Linked DNA regions of Homo sapiens: all the other regions are linked to region 5. The links are chromatin loops, found by intact Hi-C in ENCODE. Cell type or tissue: heart left ventricle. All regions are shown on one strand. Region 1 overlaps SH2B3 (SH2B adaptor protein 3). Region 2 overlaps ATXN2 (ataxin 2). Region 3 overlaps BRAP (BRCA1 associated protein). Region 4 overlaps CUX2 (cut like homeobox 2). Region 5 overlaps LINC02356 (long intergenic non-protein coding RNA 2356). Region 6 overlaps BRAP (BRCA1 associated protein).

The links. A loop is a pair of places that touch in the nucleus more often than their neighbours do. Peaks named below come from ENCODE experiments on the same cell type or tissue, not always from the same donor. Only the 100,000 strongest peaks of a DNase experiment are listed, where the experiment ranks them.
Region 1: a loop joins it to region 5, with 8 times the contacts of the local background. A loop is called at or near these places in 107 of 110 quality-filtered maps.
Region 2: a loop joins it to region 5, with 7 times the contacts of the local background. A loop is called at or near these places in 73 of 110 quality-filtered maps.
Region 3: a loop joins it to region 5, with 6 times the contacts of the local background. A loop is called at or near these places in 49 of 110 quality-filtered maps.
Region 4: it touches region 5 in a loop (3.0-fold over the local background); 14 of 110 quality-filtered maps call a loop at or near these places.
Region 6: a loop joins it to region 5, with 4 times the contacts of the local background. A loop is called at or near these places in 52 of 110 quality-filtered maps.

The regions. Positions count from the first base shown.
Region 1 is chr12:111,450,055-111,454,054 of GRCh38, reverse strand. It overlaps SH2B3 (SH2B adaptor protein 3), which reads right to left. Exons shown (of 8, transcript NM_005475.3): 8 at 2,432-4,000. It overlaps ATXN2 (ataxin 2), which reads left to right. Exons shown (of 25, transcript NM_001372574.1): 24 at 210-378; 25 at 1,215-1,841. The coding sequence ends at 1,243. Among named protein-coding and RNA genes, the nearest start is that of SH2B3, 46 kb to the right of the region's middle. In heart left ventricle, CTCF peaks have their summits at 2,178 (motif pointing right) and 2,182 (motif pointing right); a DNase peak (open chromatin) is centred at 473; H3K27ac peaks cover 1,550 bases.
Region 2 is chr12:111,528,082-111,532,081 of GRCh38, reverse strand. The region is part of intron 5 of ATXN2 (ataxin 2); the gene reads left to right. Among named protein-coding and RNA genes, the nearest start is that of ATXN2, 69 kb to the left of the region's middle. In heart left ventricle, a CTCF peak has its summit at 2,473 (motif pointing right); no DNase peak of the experiment used is centred here.
Region 3 is chr12:111,680,600-111,684,599 of GRCh38, reverse strand. It overlaps BRAP (BRCA1 associated protein), which reads left to right. Exons shown (of 12, transcript NM_006768.5): 2 at 1,293-1,454; 3 at 2,765-2,963. Among named protein-coding and RNA genes, the nearest start is that of BRAP, 3.4 kb to the left of the region's middle. RefSeq lists an enhancer at 1-321. In heart left ventricle, no CTCF peak of the experiment used is centred here; no DNase peak of the experiment used is centred here; H3K4me3 peaks cover 447 bases.
Region 4 is chr12:111,329,375-111,333,374 of GRCh38, reverse strand. All of the region lies in intron 18 of CUX2 (cut like homeobox 2), which reads right to left. Among named protein-coding and RNA genes, the nearest start is that of MIR6760, 27 kb to the right of the region's middle. In heart left ventricle, a CTCF peak has its summit at 2,012 (motif pointing left); no DNase peak of the experiment used is centred here; H3K27me3 peaks cover 707 bases.
Region 5 is chr12:111,395,309-111,399,308 of GRCh38, reverse strand. It overlaps LINC02356 (long intergenic non-protein coding RNA 2356), which reads right to left. Exons shown (of 4, transcript NR_187522.1): 3 at 2,436-2,478. Among named protein-coding and RNA genes, the nearest start is that of SH2B3, 8.6 kb to the left of the region's middle. In heart left ventricle, a CTCF peak has its summit at 2,214 (motif pointing left); a DNase peak (open chromatin) is centred at 2,168; H3K4me3 peaks cover 490 bases; H3K27ac peaks cover 1,479 bases.
Region 6 is chr12:111,671,658-111,675,657 of GRCh38, reverse strand. It overlaps BRAP (BRCA1 associated protein), which reads left to right. Exons shown (of 12, transcript NM_006768.5): 5 at 2,884-2,997. Among named protein-coding and RNA genes, the nearest start is that of BRAP, 12 kb to the left of the region's middle. In heart left ventricle, CTCF peaks have their summits at 1,769 and 1,969 (motif pointing right); no DNase peak of the experiment used is centred here.

The DNA of each region.
Region 1 (4,000 bases), 55 kb before region 5:
CCCTGACCCTTGCAGGATCTGCCCAAAGGTGAAGCGCGTCTTCAGGTCAATAGATAATCTACTAGAGATTGTCCCCAGAGAACAGAACTGGGCCCTGAGGCCCACCGTTGCCCTTTCCTGAGAGTCCCAGCCCAGTGAAAGGAACACAGTTGACATGTTGTTGAAGCCGGAGATGTTGCCTGTATGCGTAAAAGAGCTCTCTGTTTCAGGCTCATGTACAGTCAGGAATGGTTCCTTCTCATCCAACTGCCCATGCGCCAATGATGCTAATGACGACACAGCCACCCGGCGGTCCCCAGGCCGCCCTCGCTCAAAGTGCACTACAGCCCATTCCAGTCTCGACAACAGCGCATTTCCCCTATATGACGCACCCTTCAGGTGAGGCGTGTGTGTGCAGGGGCCGCCGGGGCACCCCAAAGCATTCTGCTCGCACAGGTGGAATGGCAGGCAGGGCCAGTGCTTCAAGCCCCGCATTTGAGAACTAGCAAGACCCGTCCAGGAGTGTGCACAGGAGGGACTGTGACGATCAGTTCAGCATCAGGGCCTGAGGCTTCCGGGAGCCGAGTCTGTGTGTGTTCTGATGGTATACAGGATTTGGCTTGATGAGAAGCAGCAGCAGCAGCAACAGCAGCCTGATGCATGCCTAGGACTCAGTTGGCCTTCCTTGTTATGACAGGCTGGACAGGGCAGTGTTTTCCTTCCTGAGTCCCAAAAGTCTGACATGTGGGGGGTTATTACCATGGCAGAGTTTGATTGTAGCTCTGGAGAAGATACTGCTGAGAAAGCGCTGTGGATGGACTGGCTTTGAGTGTAGCGTTAGCCCCAGCCCCTGAACAGGGGAGAGCGCCCTGTGATTGTGCTCTACTACTTGATGGCTGCCATGGCGATACTTCACAGTCTGACCTGTTATTCTGAAAGCAATACTGGTGCTTGGCTAATATTTGGGGAGGGGGTTTGTTAAGGCCTTTTTTTCTACCCCATGAACAAGTCTTCTGGGAGTTTTATCTGAAGTGGTTTTACGTCTGACTGGTTTGTTTCTACCCACCCACCCAACCCTCCCCACTTTGGTGCAGATGGGAGGGGGAAAAGCGAATTCAATTTTGAGTTTTGTTCAGCTAGCACGAGGATAGTTTACAATCATGTGCTGCAGAGACACTAGGCTGATGTGTGGTGTTGCCAGTTTTCTGTTTCAATGTTCGCTTTTCTTTTTACAGTACAAGCCCACCACCAACAGCAGTTGTAAGGCTGCCCTGGAGGAACCGAAAGGCCAAATTCCCTCCTCCCTTCTACTGCTTCTACCAACTGGAAGCACAGAAAACTAGAATTTCATTTATTTTGTTTTTAAAATATATATGTTGATTTCTTGTAACATCCAATAGGAATGCTAACAGTTCACTTGCAGTGGAAGATACTTGGACCGAGTAGAGGCATTTAGGAACTTGGGGGCTATTCCATAATTCCATATGCTGTTTCAGAGTCCCGCAGGTACCCCAGCTCTGCTTGCCGAAACTGGAAGTTATTTATTTTTTAATAACCCTTGAAAGTCATGAACACATCAGCTAGCAAAAGAAGTAACAAGAGTGATTCTTGCTGCTATTACTGCTAAAAAAAAAAAAAAAAAAAAATCAAGACTTGGAACGCCCTTTTACTAAACTTGACAAAGTTTCAGTAAATTCTTACCGTCAAACTGACGGATTATTATTTATAAATCAAGTTTGATGAGGTGATCACTGTCTACAGTGGTTCAACTTTTAAGTTAAGGGAAAAACTTTTACTTTGTAGATAATATAAAATAAAAACTTAAAAAAAATTTAAAAAATAAAAAAAGTTTTAAAAACTGATCAAGTTAGTGTGTGTCTGTATAAGCTACTTCTTTGTAGGATACTTAATATCAAAGCAGGTGTGCTAAGGGTGCATTTTGAATATCCCGGAAGGTAGCTGTGAAATGATTTTTCTTCTTCACCCTTAGTTCTGGTTCAAGGTATCTCTAGAAAAAGACAAGACTGAGCTATTCTCTTTGGTGGATTAGAGATCTGCTTCAGGAGGAGGAAGGTTGGCCAGAGTTGGGCAGCACTGAAATTCCACATCCTCGGGCTGACACCGATTCTGTAAGCTTCCTTTTTAATATCTCCTGAACCAAAATGAGTGTCATTAGCTGGAAGTTCCCAATTCGGGCATTTTTCTACTTTACCAGTAGGGGGCAGGAGACACTCAGAAAAAAATTGCAATAAAGAAATCCAGAGGGCATGAAGGCTGAAAAGATACAAAGATGTACAAAGCTGCTTATTGACATGGATGGACTCATAAGCATTTGTTAGTATTCCCAGATTGCAACGGGGAGGACAAAGGGAAGAGCGAGTATTTGGGCAGGGCAAGGATTTTGTAGAGACACCATGGTCTTAATAGAGCCTTTAAATATTATGACAGCAAATCAAGATTCTGAAAACTTTTTAATTCACATATAGCAATTTGTACATTATAGCAAAATTTGCATTATTCAAGAATAAGTTACTTGTACAGTACATAAAACAATACATAAAAATTTGCCAAATACCTTCTGCCTATAATGATACAAGATGAATCCACTTTATGTTATCACAATGTGCTGTATATTCTAACCAAACACAGGATGTCAGATGTGTCCTTGTTAATATACTCGCAAGTTCCTCTAGCTTGTGGGAGATGTTAGAGCTAACACATTTGCAGTAAGGGACTTAGTCCTGAATAGAAAGCATGAAGGAATCTCAGGCAACCCTCAGGGAAGAGTCCAAGGCCTTGACTTTAGGTTAAGAAACTGTTATGTAAAAATAGTGTTCTCTGGCCCAAGATTTTAATGATTGCTATTCCTTTTTCCTACGGTCCAGAAATGATCAAAGGCAGAAGATTTATACCAGATAAAGCCATATGGATTGCTGGTCTAAAATTCAAGGCAGGTTAGTTGACTTAATTCTTTGGTGCTGGTGACTGTTAGTTTGTAAAAGTTCAATAAGTCAGATGAAGGAAGGGATGGTGCCGGGAGCTGTCAAGCTGTACTGGTGGGGTCTGTAATTAGAGCTAACTGGAGGGATCATGATGTCTACTGTCCAGTTTGGTGTTGAGCCATGGCTCTCGGTAGAAGTTGCCGGCTGGGGCCTGGTCAGGACTGGAAGGAGAGTGGTGGGATGTGCTGTGCCTATGGTGGGCTAGCTGCAGCCAGTGGGGTGCCTGCCCCACACTGCTGCCCACCCCTTCATCAGCTGATTCTGCTCCCACATAAAGAAAGGTGTTGGCTTAGTGTCACTTCTTCCTAGAGCCATGGGAGTTTTCTGTCAGCATGTTTTTGAGCTGTCCTGGTAACTTGGACGGGAAGCAGTCTGGAGGTGGGTGCCTTCCAAATCTCTGCCACAGAATCTGAACTTGCACTTTGCAGCCTGTTAGTCAGAGCTGCTAAGTTTGCTCTACCTGGTGTGCCTCTTGGCACCACCTGAGAGATGTATGTAGAGAGGCTGCTAAGAAATGAGTGCCCCTGGCATGAAGACGTCATATCCCAGATGTTTAACTTCTGGCTGGAGGGAGGGAACTTAATTTGGTTCATTATCTACTGGGTACCTTTCCTGTGCGGAGGGGAGGACCAGTGACTTTCCATAATAAGCTTTCTCCTTTAAAAAAACTTCAGACTCTTACTTACTCTTTTGGTTCACACTAATTAGCATTCATTTTCCAGAGAAAGCTGCTTGACTTTGAGGAAATAAAGACAGGTGTCCTTAAAAATGGACTGCAAATCTGGATCAGTGTCAGGTCTGCTTTAGGGTCCATGAAATCACCCAAGAGTGTTGGTACTAAAAGTGGTGTAGGCTGGGCGCGGTGGCTCGCGCCTGTAATCCCAGCACTTTGGGAGGCCAAGGCGGGTGGATCACCTGAGGTCAGACATTCGAGACCAGCCTGGCCAACATGGTGAAACCCTGTCTCTACTAAAAATACAAAATTAGCCAGGCATGGTGGCTGGTGCTTGTAATCCCAG
Region 2 (4,000 bases), 130 kb before region 5:
ACTGCACCAGGCTTCAAATTATTATGTATGTTCATCACCTCTTTAAATTTATAATAGTTATTAAACCTGTTACTGGATCTTAATATTTAATGCTTTAATTAAGAACATGTATGTTACTATGCCAACAGATTTTTTTAGTTTTTGATAACTGCATTTCATTGTTACTTGTTCTCATTTGATTTCCTGTGTATTTTACGAATTTAAGTACATTCTGAATACGGTTTCATAGGCTTCCCTAAAATATTGAAGGGGCCCATGGATTAAGAAAAAGGCTAAGAATCCCTAATCTAGAGGCTCCCCACAGTCCTCTTTTGTCATCATACCCCTACCCCATTCTAGCCTGAGGAGCGTGGCTCCACCTGTGCCCTTGGTTTTGTTGTTCCAGTCCATACATCCTGCACCCTTAACTGTGTTTCTTATCCCCAACTTGTTTCTTTGTGTTATTCTTCAGTATTATAGTCTTTAATATAATCTGTATAATACATGGTGTAGTAGTATATGCTCGTAGTATACAATTCAGTTAGAACAGATGAGTATTCAATGAAAAGATAATCTCCTCTCTAACCCCCAGTCCCACTTCCCTGGGGAAGCCTGTGTTCTTGTGTACAATTCAGAAAATGTTTATACACATATTTTTTATTTATTTATTTTTTGAGACGGAGTCTCGCTCTCGCCAGGTTGGAGTGCAGTGGCGCAATCTTGGCTCACTACAACCTCCGCCTCCCTAGTAGTTCAAGCAATTCAAGGTTCAAGCAATTCGCCTGCCTCAGCCTCCCGAGTAGCTGGGACTATAGGCGTGTACCACCACGCCTACCTAATTTTTGTATTTTTAGTAGAGACAGGGTTTCACCATGTTGGCCAGGATGGTCTCGATCTCTTGACCTCATGATCCACCCGCCTCAGCCTCCCAAAGTGCTGGGATTACAGATGTGAGCCACTGTGCCCAGCCTGTTGATTTAATTTTAAACAGAGTTTCGCTCTTGTTACCCAGGCTGGAGTGCAATGGTGCGATCTCGGCTCACCGCAGCCTCTGCCTCCCAGGTTCAAGTGATTCTCCTGCTTCAGCCTCCCGAGCAGCTGGGATTACAGGCATGCACCACCATGCACAGCTATATTTAGTAGAGATGGGGGTTTCTCCATGTTGGTCAGGCTGGTCTCGAACTCCGGACCTCAGGTGATCCGCCCGCCTCGGCCTCCCAAAGTGATGGGATTACAGGCGTCAGCCACTGCACCCCGCCTATACACATTTTTTTGTTTTTTGTTTTTTTGAGATGGAGTCTCGCTCTGTTGTCCAGGCTGGAGTGCAGTGGCGCGATCTCTGCTCACTGCAAGCTCTGCCTCCCTGGTTCACACCATTCTCCTGCCTCAGCCTCCCGAGTAGCTGGGATTACAGGCGCCGGCCACTACGCCCATCTAACTTTTTGTATTTTTAGTAGAGATGGGGTTTCACCGTGTTAACCAGGATGGTCTTGATCTCCTGACCTCGTGATCTGCCTGACTGGGCCTCCCAAAATGCTGAGATTACAGGCGTGAGCCACCGCTCCCAGCTATACACGTATTTTTAATGCCACTCCAGTCTATGTTGGAACCATTTTACTTCCCCTTTCTTATTTTCTTCTTGTGTTCTTGAAGGCCTAGATCAGCTGTTGCTGATAGGCTGTCACTGTCACTTTAGAAAGCCCAGAGCCTTTTGTTCCTTAGAACTTTGTTTTTAATTGTATTGTAGCACTCATTGTATTCGATTCTAAAAGATTTGCTTCATTTCTGTAACTAGTCTCTTACACCCAGGAGCTCCTAGTTCCTACAGGAAATGCTGGGAATTGTATCAGTCAAATGTGAATCCCCACCTCGTCCAGACTTATGAGTGCATTGTAGGTACTCAGTAAGTGCTAAAAATGACTAAATAGTCCCACTGATACCAATCTATATACTGATACTTTATATAGTATATAGATTGGTCCACATATAACGATGACACATAATGAGAAACTGTCTTAAAAAGTTGTTGAAAGTGCCGCAGGAATAGGAATTGATCAAAACAATATGATTTTTTAGGTTTATATGGAACTTTGATGTTTGAGAAAAGGCTGATTTAGTTGAGAAGAAATGGTTAGCTGAGGATTTTGATGACTTCTCTGGAAGCACATTTGAGGGTTTGTGATGTTAAATCTGATGTTAATGATTATTTCATCCAGTTTTATGTCATTTTATAGTTTTTATACATTTAAGTATATTTATTTCTAATGTTTAACACTACCATTTTAGTTATTTGACCATTATTCTGGCCCTTTAAAAAATGCTCAGACAAGTTTGAATGATTTTTCAGAGGCATTATTGGCTCAGAGGTAAAAGAGGAAAGATTGAGAAGCTGAATATGTACTCTGTTTCCTGGGTATGGGGCTGGGGATACCCAGAAGAGGTTCACACGTTGGTCGAGACATTTCTTTATGACCACCAGCAGGTGGCATCACCGGCCCAAAATGACTAAGTTTCTGCCCAGAATCAGAAGAGAAGGTGTTGAGAGCCCACTGCTGTGGGGGTAGCATGGAGGTGGGATACAGGGGCTGGAGGTGATACAATTTTGTTTCTTCCTCCAACATCGCCTGCTAGTCTAGAGGCTTTTATAAATTGAAAAACTAATTCTTTATCATCTCATCTGATGGTTTTTATGTTTTTCCTTTTTTCTCTCTATACCTGTAGTTCCTTCAGAAACAGGTAACACTTTTCTAATAGTCACGTTGTATTCTTGCATCTTGTTGTTACAATGCTTTTGTTTCTCACCATAGGGGATGATGGAAAATTAATATTCTTTGACTTATGGCATTGGTAAAATCTGCATGCAAATTCCCACAGTTGCCTGTAGATTAGAGCCAGTTGTTTTTTTCTCAACTTTGCAGGAATCCTGGTTACAACATTGTACTATTTACTACCAACAGTGTTTTTTTTTTTTAAAATCCAGACTTGCTGGGCATAGTGGCTCATGCCTGTAATCTCAGCGACTTGGGAGGCTGAGGTGGGAGGATTGCTTGAGCCCAGGGCTGCAGTGATTGCGGCACTACACTCCAGCATGAGTGACAAAGACCCCATCTCTGAAAAAACAAAAACAAAAACAAATTTTTTTTAAAGAAACAGAAACAAAAATCCAAACTTGTAACCACTGTAAAACAAATCAGAATTTACGATAGTGGATATTATTAATAGTGCAGAATGGATACCCAGATCTTGCTTCCTTTCTAGCTAATGATGCAATGTTGGCCTGAAATGCATTACTTATAGCCAGGGATTTTCTCAGCATCCTGATGATATAGCCTCATTTCGTGCTAACTCTCCACTTCTGCACATCTTCCCCTAAGTCCTTTACTCATCTTTAGAAAGAGCTACTTTTGGTGAAATTTTAAAACCAAGGAATATCATTCTTTATAGAATCACACTTCTGTGTTTTCCCCTTCCCCATTTCTGTCTCGAAAGCGACAGACTGCTACATAACCTGTGAATACTTTTTTTTAAAAAAAGTTTGGTATTGTAAACAGAAGATTTAAGATTAAAATGTAGCATTGAGAAAAATAGATTTATTAATAATGCCCTCTTAACACAACCTAAATTCTGGTCAGTGGAATAAAGCCTGGGTCCTAAAGTTTTAGACGCTTGCTTGCTTTTCCACACTGGCTCTTACTTGGGGATCCTTTTAGAAATTTGTTTAGAATAATACTGTAAAAACATATTTAAGCTACTTTGTGTGTACATTTGGGATCTTTTGGTTTGAAGACGGCTTGACTCAAGACTTTCTAAATATTTTCACACACACACACATACCCTGTAGTGAGAAAAAAATCCGTTTATATGGTTCTATAAAAATCTCTAGCTGCTTCGAGCTTTAATTTCTTGAATCAAAAGAGTATTGTTTTTAATACTGAGCTTCTATCTAAATAAATGCTTTATTTACTTAAATGTGTGCTTTTCAAAAACTAGTATGATTAAGACATTAACAGGATCTTAGACG
Region 3 (4,000 bases), 290 kb before region 5:
GCACCAGCAGTATCATGGAGGAAACAGATGAATTAAATAAGTGCAGAATATGTGTAGAATTACAACTGTGGTAAGTGCTGTGAAGGAAAGGAGAAACAATTTGGGAAAGTATTACAAGAAGATGTGTTTGGTTTGGAGAGAGGGATGGGGGCAGGTAGGGATGGTGTCATTGGGAACTTCCTGAGGACGTGACCTTTGAAGCTGCAAATTAAAGATTGAATATGACTTTATAGCTTATGAGCACCTTTCCAAAGGCTAAAAGTGGCTTCTGAGTTCTGAGAGTCAGCTAAATTGATATTAGCCGCATATAGACATCTGCATGGGTCAGTCATGTAGTCATTTATTCATCAAACATTTAGAGGGCTTCCTCTGTGTGCTCGGCACTGTGGTATAAGGGCTGGGAATACAGTGGTGGGCAAAACAGGCCTTGTCCCTGCCCTGACAGAGCATGTATTAGGGATATTTCAGTTAAGTCTCCAAATTCCGTTTCCCTTTTCATGTGTTTCATTGATTTAAGACAGTAATCACAGATGTTCATGGCTTGGTTCATGGCATGAGCATAAGCCAGGATGTTTAAGACTACCCCTACAAGTTTTTGAAATTTTGTTTTTTTAATGGACTTGATAGCTTCATTTTGGGCTGAACACAATTTCATTTTATCAGGTGTTACTAAAATGTTAGCTCATCTGGGCATGATCACTGTTGCATCTTCTCTAAGGCTCCCTCTTTGGCGATTTGCTTTAAAGTGCATGATTTTGGGCCAGGCGCAGTGGCTCAAACCTGTAATTCCAGCGCTTTGGGAGGTCAAGGCGGGTGGATCACTTTGAGGCCAGGAGTTCGAGACCAGCCTGTCCAACATGGTGAAGCCCCATCTCTACTGAAAGTACAAAAATTAGCTGGGCGTGGTGGCACGTGCCTGTAATCCCAGCTACTCGGGAGGCTGGGGCAGGAGAATCACTTGAACCTGGGAGGTGGAGGTTGCAGTGAGCCAAGATCACACCACTGCACTCCAGCCTGGGTGACAGAGTGAGACTCTGTCTCAAAAAATAAAAATAAAGTGCATGATTTCAGTAGAACAGCCCTGCATTTCTGAGTATATTGTCCTGGCTGCTTATTGACTCTTTGCTGTGTACTGCAGTGGTCCCAGAGTTGAGTGAGATGGATACTACAAAGGCTTCTTATCATCTTGGCGGAAGGCAGGAGAAAGAAAAGGAAAACCTAATGATAGAGGAATAGAGAACAGAGAGGAGCTTGTTTTATTACCTTGTATTAATCATTCATGTGTTCTTTAGCCGGGGAAATGTCTGATGAGGAGATAAAAAAGACGACACTAGCCTCAGCTGTAGCCTGTTTAGAAGGCAAGTCACCAGGAGAGAAAGTAGCGATTATCCATCAGCATCTCGGCCGTCGAGAAATGACAGATGTGATCATTGAGACCATGAAGTCCAACCCAGGTATGCTTTCTAAAACCCTGGACTCTCTTTTGTAATGTGAACACTGGTTGCCTATTTTATACACGGTGTTTGATGAGCCTACAATTTCAACATCTAGCATACTTTTGTCTTTCACTACGTGTGTGCTTTATATGACACTGTTAAGCCACATGTTAGTGTTTCCAAATATTTCTTCCAAATTAATCCTAACAGTTGGAGTTGACAATTCAGTTCAGTGACGGGGGGGACTTTTTTTTTTGAGGCAGGGTCTCTGTTGCCCAGGCTAGAGTGCAGTGGTGCAATGTCGGGTCATTACAACCTCAGCCTCCTGGGCTGAAGCAGTCTTCCTGCCTCAGCCTCCCAAGTAGCTGGGATTACAGATGCCCTCTACCACGCCTGGGTAATTTTTGTATTTTCAGTAGAGACAAGGTTTCTCCATGTTAGCCAGGCTGGTCTCATACTCCTGGTCTCAAGTGATCCACCTGCCTCGGCCTCCCAAAGTGCTGGAATTACAGGTGTGAGCCACCACACCCGGCTACCAGGGAGAATTTCTTACCACCTAGTTCAGTGGCAGATCATTAATGTGTCCAAATAAACATGTCGTGCCTTCCCCTGCTCTGCCAGCTCATTTTTTCTTTCTTTCTTTTCTTTTTTTTTTTTTTTTTTTTTGAGACAGTCTCACTTTGTCCCCAGGTGGGAGTGCAGTGGCATGATCTCGGCTTACTGCAACTCCACCTCCTGGTTTCAAGCAATTCTCCTTCCTCTCTCAGCCTCCCAAGTAGCTGGGACTACAGGTGCACGCTACTACACCCAGCTAATTTTTGTATTTTTGGTAGAGACAGGGTTTCACCATGTGAGCCAGGATGGTCTCAACCTCTTGACCTCCCAAAGTGCTGGGATTACAGGCATGAGCCACTGCACCCGGCCAGCCAGCTCATTTTATCTGCGGAAGTGGATGTGTAGATAGTACTACATCTCCAACATGGAGGTGGTCAGAACTGGTAGGTTTGGATTTCCACCTTAGTAGCCCTGAATGTTTGTCCCAGTTAGGATTTCGTGATAGAAGATACCTGCTTGCATTATGGTATTGCCAAATGTAATAGCCATCCTTAAGTTTCTGAGGGTGTTAATGAGATTTTTATGGAGCAAAGAGAGCTTTAAAGTATGATGCCCTCATAAACTCAGCTATTCTACAAATAATAGCTGTTAATGCATTACATTGTAATTACTCTATCAAAGTTTATTCCTCTGACTTGAAATTTTAATCTAGTTCAAATCCTTCAGCATATGTCCTATCCATTTATAATCTGCTATTTTTTAACTGGTGAAAGATGAACTAAAAACTACAGTGGAAGAAAGGAAGTCTTCAGAAGCCTCCCCCACTGCGCAAAGAAGTAAAGATCACAGTAAGGAATGCATAAACGCTGCCCCAGATTCTCCGTCCAAACAGCTTCCAGACCAGATTTCATTCTTCAGTGGAAATCCATCAGTTGAAATAGTTCATGGTATTATGCACCTATATAAGACAAAGTAAGAAAACCCTCTTTTCTTGGGGGTTAGTCAATTTTTTTTTTTTTTTTTTTGCTTTGCTTTAGCATAGTCTCTTGTCCTGAAGGAAAGTGGGTATTTTAAGCTTCAAAATAATAATACTTTTGTCTGTTGTATGTTAGAGAATTCTCAGATGTTTTACATTTGATTAATCTTGTGGATTGGGTCAAAGCTTTTCCTTATAAAAGAAATGCTTGTGGATACACTTAAGAGAATATGTGGGAAAAATGTTTTCTTTTTTTTTTTTTGAAATGGAGTTTCGGTCTCGTTGCCCAGGCTGGAGTGCAATGGCGCGATCTCAGATCACTGCATCTTCTGCCTCCTGAGTTCAAGTGATTCTCCTTCCTCAGCCTCCCAAGTAGCTGGGATTACAGGTGCCCACCACCACACCTAGCTAATTTTTTGTATTTTTAGTAGAGATGGGGTTTCACCCTGTTGGCCAGGCTGGTCTTGAACTCCGACCTCAGGTTATCCGCCCGCCTCAGCCTCCCAAAGTGCTGGGATTACAGGCGTGAGCCACTGCGCCCTGCCAGGAAAATGTTTTCTTAGCAGATAGGCATGGAAGGTGATGGGGAATTGAAAGGACAAAGAAAATGATCCACAGCATCTTTGTAGTCTCATGTCCCCACCAAATCTTTACTGAAGAGGCTGCTAAGAAGTCAGTTAACTCATTACAATTTTATTACCTCTTTTTTACCATTTTCTGTGGTTCAAACAAAGCTTGCTAGAGCCCCAAGGAAAGGAAGCATTTGGCTAGATAATCCACAAGCCCAGCCACTACCTTCTTGGGTAATGGTAGCTGATACCTTAAGGCTGTTCTTGTGCTAACTCATTTGCCAGATCTCTACTGGGAAAACAGTGACTATTCAGGTAGCCATTTTGTTTTTTGTTTTGTTTTTTGTTTTGTTTTTTGTTTTGTTTTTTTTTGAGACAGGGTCTCACTCCATAACTCAGGCTGGAGTGCAGTGGTGCAATCCTGGCTCACTGCAACCTCCCCTCCCGGGTTCAAGCAATTCTCC
Region 4 (4,000 bases), 66 kb after region 5:
TCTTGCTGTGTTGCCCAGGATGGAGTGCAGTGGCTTGGTGATAACTCACTGCAACCTCGACCTCCTGGGCTCAAGTGATCCTTCCACCTTAGCCTCCCAAGCAGCTCGGACCACAGGTGTGCATCATCATGCCTGGCTCACTTTTCTTTTTTTGAGACAAGAGTTTCACTCTGTCTCAAAAAACTTCACCCAGGCTGAAGTGCAGTGGCATGATCTTGGCTCACTGCAACCTCCACCTCACGGGTTCAAGAGATTCTTGTGCCTCAGCCTCCTAAGTCACTGGGATTATAGGTGCATGCCACCACACCCGGCTAATTTTTTGTATTCTTAGTAGAGACGGGGTTCCACCATGTTGGCCAGGCTGGTCTCAAACTCCTGACCTCAAGTGATCTACCTGCCTTAGCCTCCCAAAGTGCTGGTATTGCAGGCGTGAGCCACAGCACCTGGCCAAGATTTATATATTGTATCTAAAAATTTATATAGCTCATAAAGGATATTATTGGGACAACTGAAGAAACCTGAATATAGATGGTGGGATACATGCCAGTATTTTACCACTGTAAAATTTCTTGTTTTTGGAAAGCACTTGTTGAAGCATTTAGGGCTAAAGGGACAAGATGTCAATGAATTCCTCAAATGGCAGAGAAAGAGCACGATTATGGCAAAATTAATAACTGTTCAAACTGGGTACAGTGCAGGGAGTTTGCTGTTCTACTGTTTCAATTTTTCTGTAAATTAGAAGTTACCTCAAAACGAAAAGTTAAATAAACGGCAACAACTAAAGAAGTCAGCAATGATCCAGCAATGATCTACAAGTTCAACCACAGGAGATTGGCTGAATAAAATATGGGGGATCCCTGCAGTGGGCTCTTCCGAGGCAATGAAAGAAAATGTAATGAAAAGATGTCCATGGTGCAATGCCACATTAAAAAGCTAGATTGGGGCCGGGTGCAGTGGCTCATGCCCATAATCCCAGCAATTTGGGAGGCCAAGGTGGGAGGATCACCTAAGGTCAGGAGTTGGAGACCAGCCTGGCCAAATGGTGAAACCCCGTCTCTACTAAAAAATACAAAAATTAGCTGGGCATGGTGGCACATGCCTGTAATCCCAGCTACTCGGGAGGCTGAGGCAGCAGAATCGCTTGAACCTGGGAGGCGGAGCTCGCAGAGAGCCGAGATCACACCACTGCACTCCAGCCTGGGCAATAGAGCAAGACTCTGTTTCCAAAAAAAAAAAAAAAAAAAAAGGTAGACAGATTTTTAAACTACATTTTTCATTTTTCTTTTTTTTTGGAGATGGAGTCTCACTCACTCTGTCGCCCAGGCTGGAGTGCAGTGGCATGATCTTGGCGCACTGCAACCTAGCCTCCTGGGTTCAAGTGATTCTCCTGCCTCAGCCTCCCCCATAGCTGGGATTACAAGCGTTTGCCACCACACCCGGCTAACTTTTGTATTGTTAGTAGAGATGGGGTTTCGCCATATTGGCCAGGCTGGTCTTGAATTCCTGACCTCAAGTGATCCACCCTCCTCGGCGCCCCCAAAGTACTGGGATTACAGGCTTGAACTACCATGCCGGGCCCATTTTTCATTTTTCAAAAGACATTTTGTGTGACTATATATTGGAAAAATGATTTGAAAGATATCTGGGGCTTGTGATCTCGGGTGGATGACTTTGCCAAGCCTCCGTCCTTCCATCTGTTAAATGGGGCCATAAGACACGTAGCATTATACATACTACTTGGGGCCATCGAGAGACCTCCATGAGATAACGTGGGGCAAGGGTCCACCTCCACCTCCTCTACCACCTCCACCTCCTGGGGCATTAGAGGCACCCATGGGAGTCCCAGTGTGAGCTGAGCCTCCTGAGAAACCAGGAAAGGTGGGAGCATCCCCAGGGAGGCACCCCTAATGGGTTGGCAAGCATGGTGTGGGGTCTAGGAATCCCAGCACTGGCCACACCTAATCCCAGCACATTAGAAAAAGATGCCTCTTCCTTGAGGCATTCAACTGCCACCTGCTGGAAACTTGTTAAAATAACCATTAAAATGTATGACAGCTGGAAGAAAAGGGAGCAACGGCTTTACTTTCAGAAGAGACATCCTGAGCCCAGGATGGGTTCCTTCCTTCTCTGTCGTGGGTGAGTTGGTCACTCGGATCAGACCACTCCTATGCTCCAGAATCATCAATGGCTCCCCATTGCCCCTTGTGCAAGAAATGTCTATCACCTTGTCTTGGTGATTAAGGCTCTGAACTCCCTTGTCCCTGCCAACTGGAGCTACAGCATTTCCCTCACTCCCCTTCACAAACATCTAGGCTCCTCTCTAAGCCCCTATGTCTTTGCTCAGGCTGGTCTTGCCATCCTGAGGACTTTCCTTCTAATCTTGAACTCCTATGCATTCCTCAAGATCCAGTCCTAAATGTCCCTTCCCTGAGGTCTATTAGACTTTTGGGGTCTAATAGCACCTTGAATATATATTGTCACAGTTTGCTATAATTTCTTGCTTGGGCCAGATCTCTTCCTTACTGATGACAATGATGATGATGTTAATAAATTCCCTTTATTGAGTACTTACTACATGCCCAGTGTAGTATTATGTGCTTTATGCCTATGATCCCTCTCTCTTTATATATATATATATATATATATATATATATATATATATATATATATATATATATATATATATATGTATATGTATTTTTAAATAGAGATAGGGTTTCACTATGTGGCCCAGGCTGGTATCAAACTCCTGGGCTCAAGTCATCCTCCTGCCTCGGCCTCCCAAAGTGTTGGGATTACAGGCATGGGTCACTGTGGCTGGCCAATGCTCATGATCTCAAGTGACCCTCATGACACCTCTAAGAGGTAAGTGCTATGTCATCCCATTTTATGGGTGAGGAAACCGAGGTTCAGAGAGGTTAGACAACGTGTCCAAGATCACACAGCAATAAATGGCAAAGTCAGGACTTGAGCTGGGGTTGGGTTATGCCCAACACTGTCCTCTCATCTACCAACTGTGAGCCCCTTGAAGGCAAGGACTACAAGTTAGTCACAGGTGAGTCCCCAGAGCCTGGGGGTGGGGCAGGGGCTCTGGGCAGATGCCTATGGAGTAATTTCAGCCAGGATCCCTGAGTACTCCTGAAGAGGGCAAGGTGAAGCCCCCGAGTTCGAAGTAGCAGCATCATGGCCCTTTGTGACCGTGAGGTCTCAAGAAGTCTACTGTGCCCCCAGCCCCAAGTGAGCTGATCCTGGCCATTCAGGTAGCATCCATGTGATGCCAAGGCTGACGTGGGCATGTTCCAGGCTCACTGTTACCAACACTGATGCCATGTTGGTGTGGGAGGGCCAGTCTGGGAAAGTGAGAGTCTGTCCTAGGTGTCTGCCCACTGTCGGCAGCAGGAGAGGGGCTGGGGCCAGCTGGAAAACTGACGGTCTTTGGGCCGGGCATGGTGGCTCACGCCTGTAATCCCTGCACTTTGGAAGGCCAACGCGGGTGGATCACCTGAGGTCAGGGGTTCGAGACCAGCCTGGCCAACATGGTGAAACCCCATCTCTACTAAAAATACAAAAAATTAGCCAGGTGTGTTTGCACACACCTGTAGCCCCAGCTACTCTGGAGGCTGAGGCAGGAGAATTGGTTGAACCTGGGAGGCAGAGGTCGCAGTGAGCCGGGATTGCGCCACTGCACTCCAGCCTAGGTGAAAGAACAAGACTCCACCTCGAAAACAAACAAACAAACAAAAAACACAAAAAACTGAGGGTCTTTGAAGGCATCTCCCTCTTGGAAAACTATCTGCACCCATGTCCCAACCTAGAGGGCCAAGAAGCGAAGCGAACAGGATGACATGGAGATGATTGGCAGGAAAGAACACAGCCACCCCCCAATCCCACTCCCCCAGGGAGAACCCCGCCTTTCTGACTCCTCTGACTGAGAATCGCTTCTGACGAAGTGATGGAAAGATTCAGAAATTATCTCTATCAGGAAGACTGTGCTAATTAC
Region 5 (4,000 bases):
TAAAAGACGGGGTCTTGTTTCATTGCCCAGACTGGAATGCAATGGCTATTCACAGGCACGATCATATAGCACGATCTATAGCCTTGAACTTCTAGGCTCAAACAATCCTCCTGTCTCGGCCTCTCAAATAGCTGCAACTGCATGTGCGTGCCACCAGCCCATGTTTCGGACTACCATCTCAGGAGTGAGAGACCCTGAACTACAAGCTAAGTCAGATTGCATGTGAATTCCTAAAACCATATGAGATAATAAAGGTTTGCTGTTTTAAGCCAGTAAATGCAGGAGTAATTTGTTACCCAGCAATCAATAATTAACACAGAGCTCAAGAAACCTTGGGGGGGTGAGGTCCAACCAACCCTTTTCCCACCCATTAGGGTCCAACAGAGACCAAGAGGGCTCAGGAAATGGTCCCCCTTGGTCAATACACATCTGCCCCAGGCCAGAAAATAATTACATTACTGGGTTCTTCCCTTTTTGCCTGGGTGGGCAGAACTCCCAAGGCCGATTCCTGGGCTCAGGGTCTGATCTGCTGAGCTCAAGTGCCTGATGTCATCTCTCCCTGTGCTTCCTTCCCTTGGATTCAGTTCTGTTTTCTGTCCTCCCAGTGCCTTAGAAGCTAAAATTGCCACAAGTCCTTCCCTAAGAAAAGCATGAACAGTATTTACAATCTGGACTCCATTTATGGAAGCGTGCGCCACACTGAGAACATCACAGGCCTTATCTCTTCCACCCCAAATGAACGGTTTGCTATTCATTTTCCCATTTGTCAGATGAAGGAACTGAGGCACAGGGCAGTGAAGTGACATGTCCATGTCACACGACTGGCAATGAAGCAGCTGGTGTGGACTAAAGACTGGCCTCACTGTAGTGCCCTACCTCTTAATCACTTACTGAGCCCAAGTGATAAAAAATGGTAATAATAACAGAATTAATGATTCTGAATTAATGGTTAATGATTTTTTTTTTTTAGATGGAGTTTCACTCTGTCACCCAGGCTGGAGTGCAATGTCTCGATCTCGGCTCACTGCAACCTCCACCTCCTGGGTTCAAGCGATTCTCCTGCCTCAGCCTCCTGAGTAGCTGGGATTACAGGTATGCACCACTACGCCCAGCTAATTTTTGTATTTTTAGTAGAGACGGGGTTTCTCTATGTTGGTCAGGCTGGTCTCGAACTCCTGACCTCATGATCTGCCTGCCTCAGCCTCCCAAAGTGCTGGGATTATAGGCATCAGCCACCACACCCGGCCCAATGATTAATGATTAATTAATGTTCTTTTTTGTCCTTTTTTTTTGGGGGGGGGTTGGGGGAGGGAGTCTTGCTCTGTCACCAAGGCTGGAGTGCAATGACTCGATCTTGGCTCACTGCAACCTCTGCCTCCCGGGTTCAAACGATTCTCGTGCCTCAGCCTCCCAAGTAGCTGGGATTACAGGCATGAGCCACCACGGTTGGCTAATTTTTTGTATTTTTAGTAGAGATGGGGTTTCCCCATGTTGCCCAGGCTCGTCTCAAACTCCTGACCTCAAGTGATCCGCCCGCCTCGGCCTCCCAAAGTGCTGGGATTATAAACGTGAGGCACCTCGCCCGGCCTAATTAATAATTCTGAGTGATTAATGAATTATTAGAGGATTATGTGCCAGGGACTACTCTGAGGGCTTAGTTTAGGTAGATTACAATTTACTTTGCCCAACAACTGTAAGGAGAGAATGTTGTTTTCCCCCATTTGACAGAAAGGAAACTGAGGCACGAAAGGTGAAGTGACTTCCCCAATTCACGTGGCTGGTAAGTGGCCCAGCAGCGATTTACACCCAGGCTCCCCAGTTCTGATCTTGACCAAAAACAGCGGCGGCCGCGCACCCCAACCCCAGACCCCCGCTTCCACCTTCCCCCGCCCCAACCTCAGCCTGCGAGCCGCCCCCTCTTCCGCTAGCCTGGGGAATCTGGTTTCTGGGGGAAGTGACTCAGTAGCCTGAGGCCCAGTAGATAATTATTCACTTCCAATCCCGGTAATTAGAGTCCCTAATAGCTCCGCAGAGGACGTACAACCCAGTTACCCCAGCCGTCCCCACCCGTGACCCGGGATCAACGTGGGGCACGCGAGCTCCTGGGGCCGGGACTTGGCCGCAGTCCCAGGCATCAGGCCCTGAGGGTGGTAACGCGCGGTGGCAGCCACTTGGTGGCAGCCGCTTTGCGCGGGGCTCTGGCGCCCCCTGGTGGCTGTGGGGCGATCGAGGGCTGGGAAGCGGCCTCCTAAACTCCCCTGCCTCACTCTTTCTCCCGCAAAGAACCTTCCTCTTGGATTCCCCCCAAGCCTTCCTGGAAGCTTCCCAGGCTCCAGGTTGGATGCCTCTCAGCCACCATCGAGTAGCCATCAACGTTGAGTACACGGGTTTGGGGACAGCTTAATGGCTAGCTTCTCCCTTCAGTGCTGGGTCACCTTGGGCAAATGACTTGGGCTCTCTGAGCTTCAGTTTCCGCATCTGTAAAATGGGAACAAAGAATGAGGACACCAGTGGGGCGTGGTGGCTCACGTCTGTAATCCCACCACTTTGGGAGGCCGAGGTGGGAGGACTGCTTGAGACCAGGAGTTCGAGAGCAGCCTGGCCAACAGGGTGAAACCCTGTCTCTACTAAAAATACAAAAATTAGCCTGGCGCGGTGGTGCATGCCTGTAATCCCAGCTACTTGGAAGGCTGAGACAGGAGAATTGCTTGAACCTGGGAGGGACAAGTTGTAGTGAGCCGAGATAGTGCCACTACTCCAGCCTGGGTGATAGCGTGAGACTGTCTCAAAATATATAAATAAATAAACAAATAATGCTGACTATTACTAGCTAAACCTGTTCTCAGGTCTTTCTTTTACAATGAGGAGTGGATTACTAAGAACAGCTTAATCCTACCCGCCTCATTTAATCTACATTAAAAGAAGCATCAAGGCCAGGTGCAGTGGCTCACGCCTGTAATCCCAGAACTTTGGGAGGCCAAGGTGGGTGGATCACCTGAGGTCAGGAGTTCGAGACCAGCCTGGGCAACATGGCAAAACTCTGTCTCTACTAAAAATACAAAAATTAACCAGGCGTAGTGGTGCATGCCTGTAATCCCAGCTACTTGGGAGGCTGAGGCAGGAGAATCGCTTAAACCAGGGAGGTGGAAGTTGCAGTGAGCTGAGATCATGCCATTGCACTCCAGCTTGGGCAGCACAGCGAGACTCCATCTCAAAAAAAAAAAAAAGCATCAAAATGTTAGCTAAAGCCAGGTGAGATGGCTCATGCCTGTAATCCCTGCACTTTGGGAGGCTGAAGTGGGAGGATCACTTGAGCTCAGGAGTCGGAGGCCAAGCTGGGCAACATAGTGAGACCCCCATCTCTAAACAAACAAAAATGTTAGCTAAAGTACAGAGGCAAAAGAATTGAAAACAGGCACTCAGACAGATACTTGTACATGAATGTTCATAGCAGTGCCATTCACAATAGGCAAAAGATAGAAACAACTCATGTGCCCACCAGGGGATGAATGAATCAAGACAATGCTATCTATACAATGGAATATTACACAGCCATAAAAAGGACCGAAGCATTGATATATGCTACAATGTGGATGAAACTTGGAAGCATCATGCTAAGTGAAATAAGCCAGTCATAAACGGACAAATATTGTGTGATTCTGCTTATGTAAAGTATATAGAATAGGTAAACCCCTAGAGACAGAAAGTAGACCAGTGGTTGCCATGGGCTATGGGCAGCGGGAATAGGAAGTAACTTCTAATGAGTATGGGGTTTCCTTTAGGGGTGATGAAATGTTCTGGATCTAGACTGAGATAAATGATGGTGGCACAACACTGTGAATGTACTAAATTTAGTTACTTCATGAGGCCGGGTGCGGTAGCTCAAACCTGTAATTCCAGCATTTGGGGAGGCCAAGGTGGGAGGACTACTTGAGCCCTGGAGTTAAGAGACCAGCCTAAGCAACATAGTGAGACTCATATCTCTACAAAATAAAATAAT
Region 6 (4,000 bases), 280 kb before region 5:
TCCACACAATGCAAACATTTTCAATAAAAGCTGTTTCTGCAATGTTCTTGGCAGTTAGCTTCAGGCTTTTGTTTAGTGCATTTAGATGGTGAGTTGAAGTAGGAACCATGTGTAGTTTGTTCCCTACTCTCTACCTAGTACATAGCACAGGGCCTGGCACATACTAGATGCTCAGAAAATATGTGAACAGGTGAAGGTGCATTTCTAATACCAAGATTTTAAAGAAGAGATCAATATGTTAATTGGGAAATCTCAGCTGTTTAGTGATGTTGTCATTACAAAAAAGTACTTTTTCTTTTTACTTTTTTCATTTCTGCCACAATCATCCTAGTGTAGGCCACCATGACAACTCACCTACATGCTTCTTCTCCTTTTTTATTTTATTTTATTTTTTTTGGAGACAAGGTCTCACTCTGCTGCACAGGCTGGACTGCAGTGGCACGATCTCGGCTCACTGCAGCTTTCACCTCCTGGGCTCAAGCTATCCTCCCACCTCAGCCTCCCAAATAGCTGGGACTACAGGCTTCCACCCCCATGCCCGGCTAATTTTTGTATTTTTTGTACAGATGGGGTTTCGCCACGTTGCCCAGGCTGGTCTCAAACTCCTGGGCTCAGGTAGCAGAAAGGAATAATTCATTGAATGGTTTTGGTCACATGCCTTATCCTTTCCTGTAGAGGAGGCTGGTCGTTTAGTGAGCATTTGCAGAGCTCTAGACCCCAAGAGGGCTCTACCAGCCACTGGTGGTGCCTGAGGCTCTGAAGAGGTGAGAGAAGGCCCTGACTTTCAGGCAGTCCGTTTTCTCCTGGTGAATCCATGTGCTGACTTTGCTGCTTACTTAGCCAAAAGCATTTCAAGAAACCGTTGCTCCTGAAGAATGGGGGAAGCCATATTAGGTTGTAACCTCTTAGTATTAAAGAGGCTTCTTCTCCAACAGCTGGCTTTAAACATTTTCAAATTGTAATGCACTATGCTCAATACACGGATTATTTTCTTAAGTAAAGCCTCTCCACCCCGACCTGCTGCCACTCTGCCCCTCCAAAATAAAAGTATATTCAGAATTGATCATCCTTCCTCAGCTGCTTAGCTCACTTGGTCATGTTAAGAAAGCATAAGTAGCCAGGCGCGGTGGCTCACGCCTGTAATCCTAACACTTTGGGAGACCGAGGTGGGTGGATTGCCAGAGCTCAGGAGTTCGAGACGAGCCTGGGTAACTTGGTGAAACCCTGTGTCTACTAAAATACAAAAAATTAGCTGGGTGTGGTGGCGTATGCCTATAATCACAGCTACACAGGAGACTGAGACAGGAGAATTGCTTGAACCTGGGAGGCAGAGGTTGCAGTGAGCTGACGTCATGCCATTGCTCTCCAGCCTGGGTGACAAAGCGAGACACCATCTCAAAAAAAAAAGGTGGGGGGGAAGCATAAGTAATCAAGAATTCACAATTACCTCATTAGAGGGGAATTAAAAGCTATCGAGAAGCTTACAGTGTCTGTGAGATTCAGAACCTTGTGAGGGTGGACAGGCAGGAATATTTTTGCCTGGTGCAGCCCTGAATCTCTTCCTTAAGGTTGACGATGCTGCATTTCCTGTTGCAGAATTCCCAGAAGCAGCCTGTCAATGTTGGTAGGGCCAAAGCACATAACTTTCTGTGTTTGGATTAATGCCCGTATGGGAATAAAATCCAGACAAGCCTTGGCCTCCCCGCTTGCCTTAAAAAATTGGCTGAGTTTAAAAACTGGAATCGTCTCCATTGCTTGCTACTAAGGCTAGACTAGAAGGTTCTGTTTACCTGTGTCCATTTCATAGACGCACATGTGCCTTTGCAGCTTTGCCTCAAAGGGACTGTTTGTCCACATTTCACCCATTTTCTAACGCTAGCAAATGAGACTGTTAGTATTTTAAAGGCTGGTTCATCTTGGGCCCCTTGACCTTGACCAAGAGCTTTGCTTTTGGTATTGGACACTAGGTGGCGGTTTAAGACCTCCTGATGGGACCCATTAGATGGGATCTAACTATCATATATTATTATTATTATTATTTGGTTTATTAAAGAGTAGTTGGTTTTTCATCTCATACCAGTTCCCCTGGTCTTTTATTTTTTTCTAACATAAGTGCTGACATTTTCTTTCTTTTTTTTTTTTTTTTTCTTTTTGAGATGAAGTTTCGCTCTTGTTGCCCAGGCTAGAGTACAATGGCCCGATCTCAGCTCATCGCAACCTCTGCATCCTGGGTGCAAGCGATTCTCCTGCCTCAGCCTCCCGAGTAGCTGGGATTATAGGCGTGGGCCACCAGGCCCGGCTAATTTTGTATTTTTAGTAGAGACAGGGTTTCTCCATGTTGGTCAGGCTGGTCTCAAACTCCTCACCTTAGGCGATCCGCCCGCCTCGGCCTCCCAAAGCGCTGGGATTACAGGCGTGAGCCACCACGCCCAGCCCAATGCTGACATTTCCTTAAAGAGTTCTTTCATAACAAGCGTCAGTTATTATTTGGTTCCAGGCTTTGCAGAAATGAGTGTTTACTTTCAGCTGCACAAGTGATGACTAGAGGGAAAAAAAACTGCTATTAAGGGAAATGTTGACTGTTGCTGGTTGAATATGAAAATTGTACCAGCTTTCAGCTTGTTGCACTTCAGTACCTTCTGCCAGTTCAGGTAAAAACTCTGTTGTAGCCCAGGAAATACTGTAAACATGGAATATTGACTTACAGAGTGTGATTAGCCTACCAATCAGCTTCAGTAGATGTGACTTTTGGTGGTTGCTCTCTCTCCTAAGTATAAATTTTAAAAGCTGATGAGAATGAATAAAGCCATGCATATTGAATATAAAGCAGATTTTCAGGGTATCTGTCTTAATTTTTTTCCTTTTCCCCATTGGTGTACATAGGCTGATGCGGATAGTTTTTATATGACATGCAATGGCCGCCAGTTCAACTCAATAGAAGATGACGTTTGCCAGCTAGTGTATGTGGAAAGAGCTGAAGTGCTCAAATCTGAAGATGTAAGTGTGAATTGTTCCTATATTTAATTAAAATATATCAGATTGGTGTAAAATTGAATGCTAAGGTATCTGTGAAATACCCAGAATAGGCCAGTCCATAGACACAGAAAGTAGACTGGTGGTTATCAGGGCAGGAAGAGACGAATGGGGAGTGCCTGCTAACAGGATACAGGCTTTCTTCTGGAAGTGATGGACGTGTTCTAGAATTAGATAGTGATGACAGTTGCACAACCTTGTGAATATACTACAAGCCAATGAACTGTATACTTTAAAATAGAGAATTTTATTGAATATCTCATTTTCTAAAATTTCAAAAAACGTAAAAAAAAAGAAAAAAGATACTGCATTGTTGAAATTGAGTGTTTATCAATTCTAGATCAACGAAGCCTGGAGCTGAAAATAAATGTTTTTGTTTTCAATATTAACTCCTAATTCTTGTTTCTGCCTTTTATTTTTGAGACAGGGTCTCGCTGTGTCACCTAGGCTGGAGCACAGTGGTGTGACCTTGGCTCACTGCAGCCTCTGTCTCTCCAGTTCAAGCATCTGCTAGCCTCAGCCTCCTGGGTAGCTGGGACTACAAGTGTGTACCACCACGCCTGGCTAATTTTTTAAATTTGTTTTAGAGACAAGATCACCCTGGCTGGGCGCGGTGGTTCATGCCTATAATCCCAGCTCTTTGGGAGGCTGAGGTGACGGATCGCTTGAGCACAGGAGTTGGGAGGCCGAGGTGATGGATTGCTTGAGTGTAGGAATTCGAGACCAGGCTGGGCAACATGACGAAACCCTGTCTCTACAAAAAATACAAAAATTAGCCAGGTGTGATGCTGAGCACCTTTGGTCCCAGCTACTCAGGACCCTGAAGCAGGAAGATCACCTGAGTCGGGGGAGGTCCAGGCTATAGTGAGCCGTGATCTTGCCATTGCACTCTAGCCTGGGCAACAGTGAGACCCTGTCTCAAAAAAAAAAAAAAAAAAAAAAAGTCTCTCTGTTACCCAGACTGTTC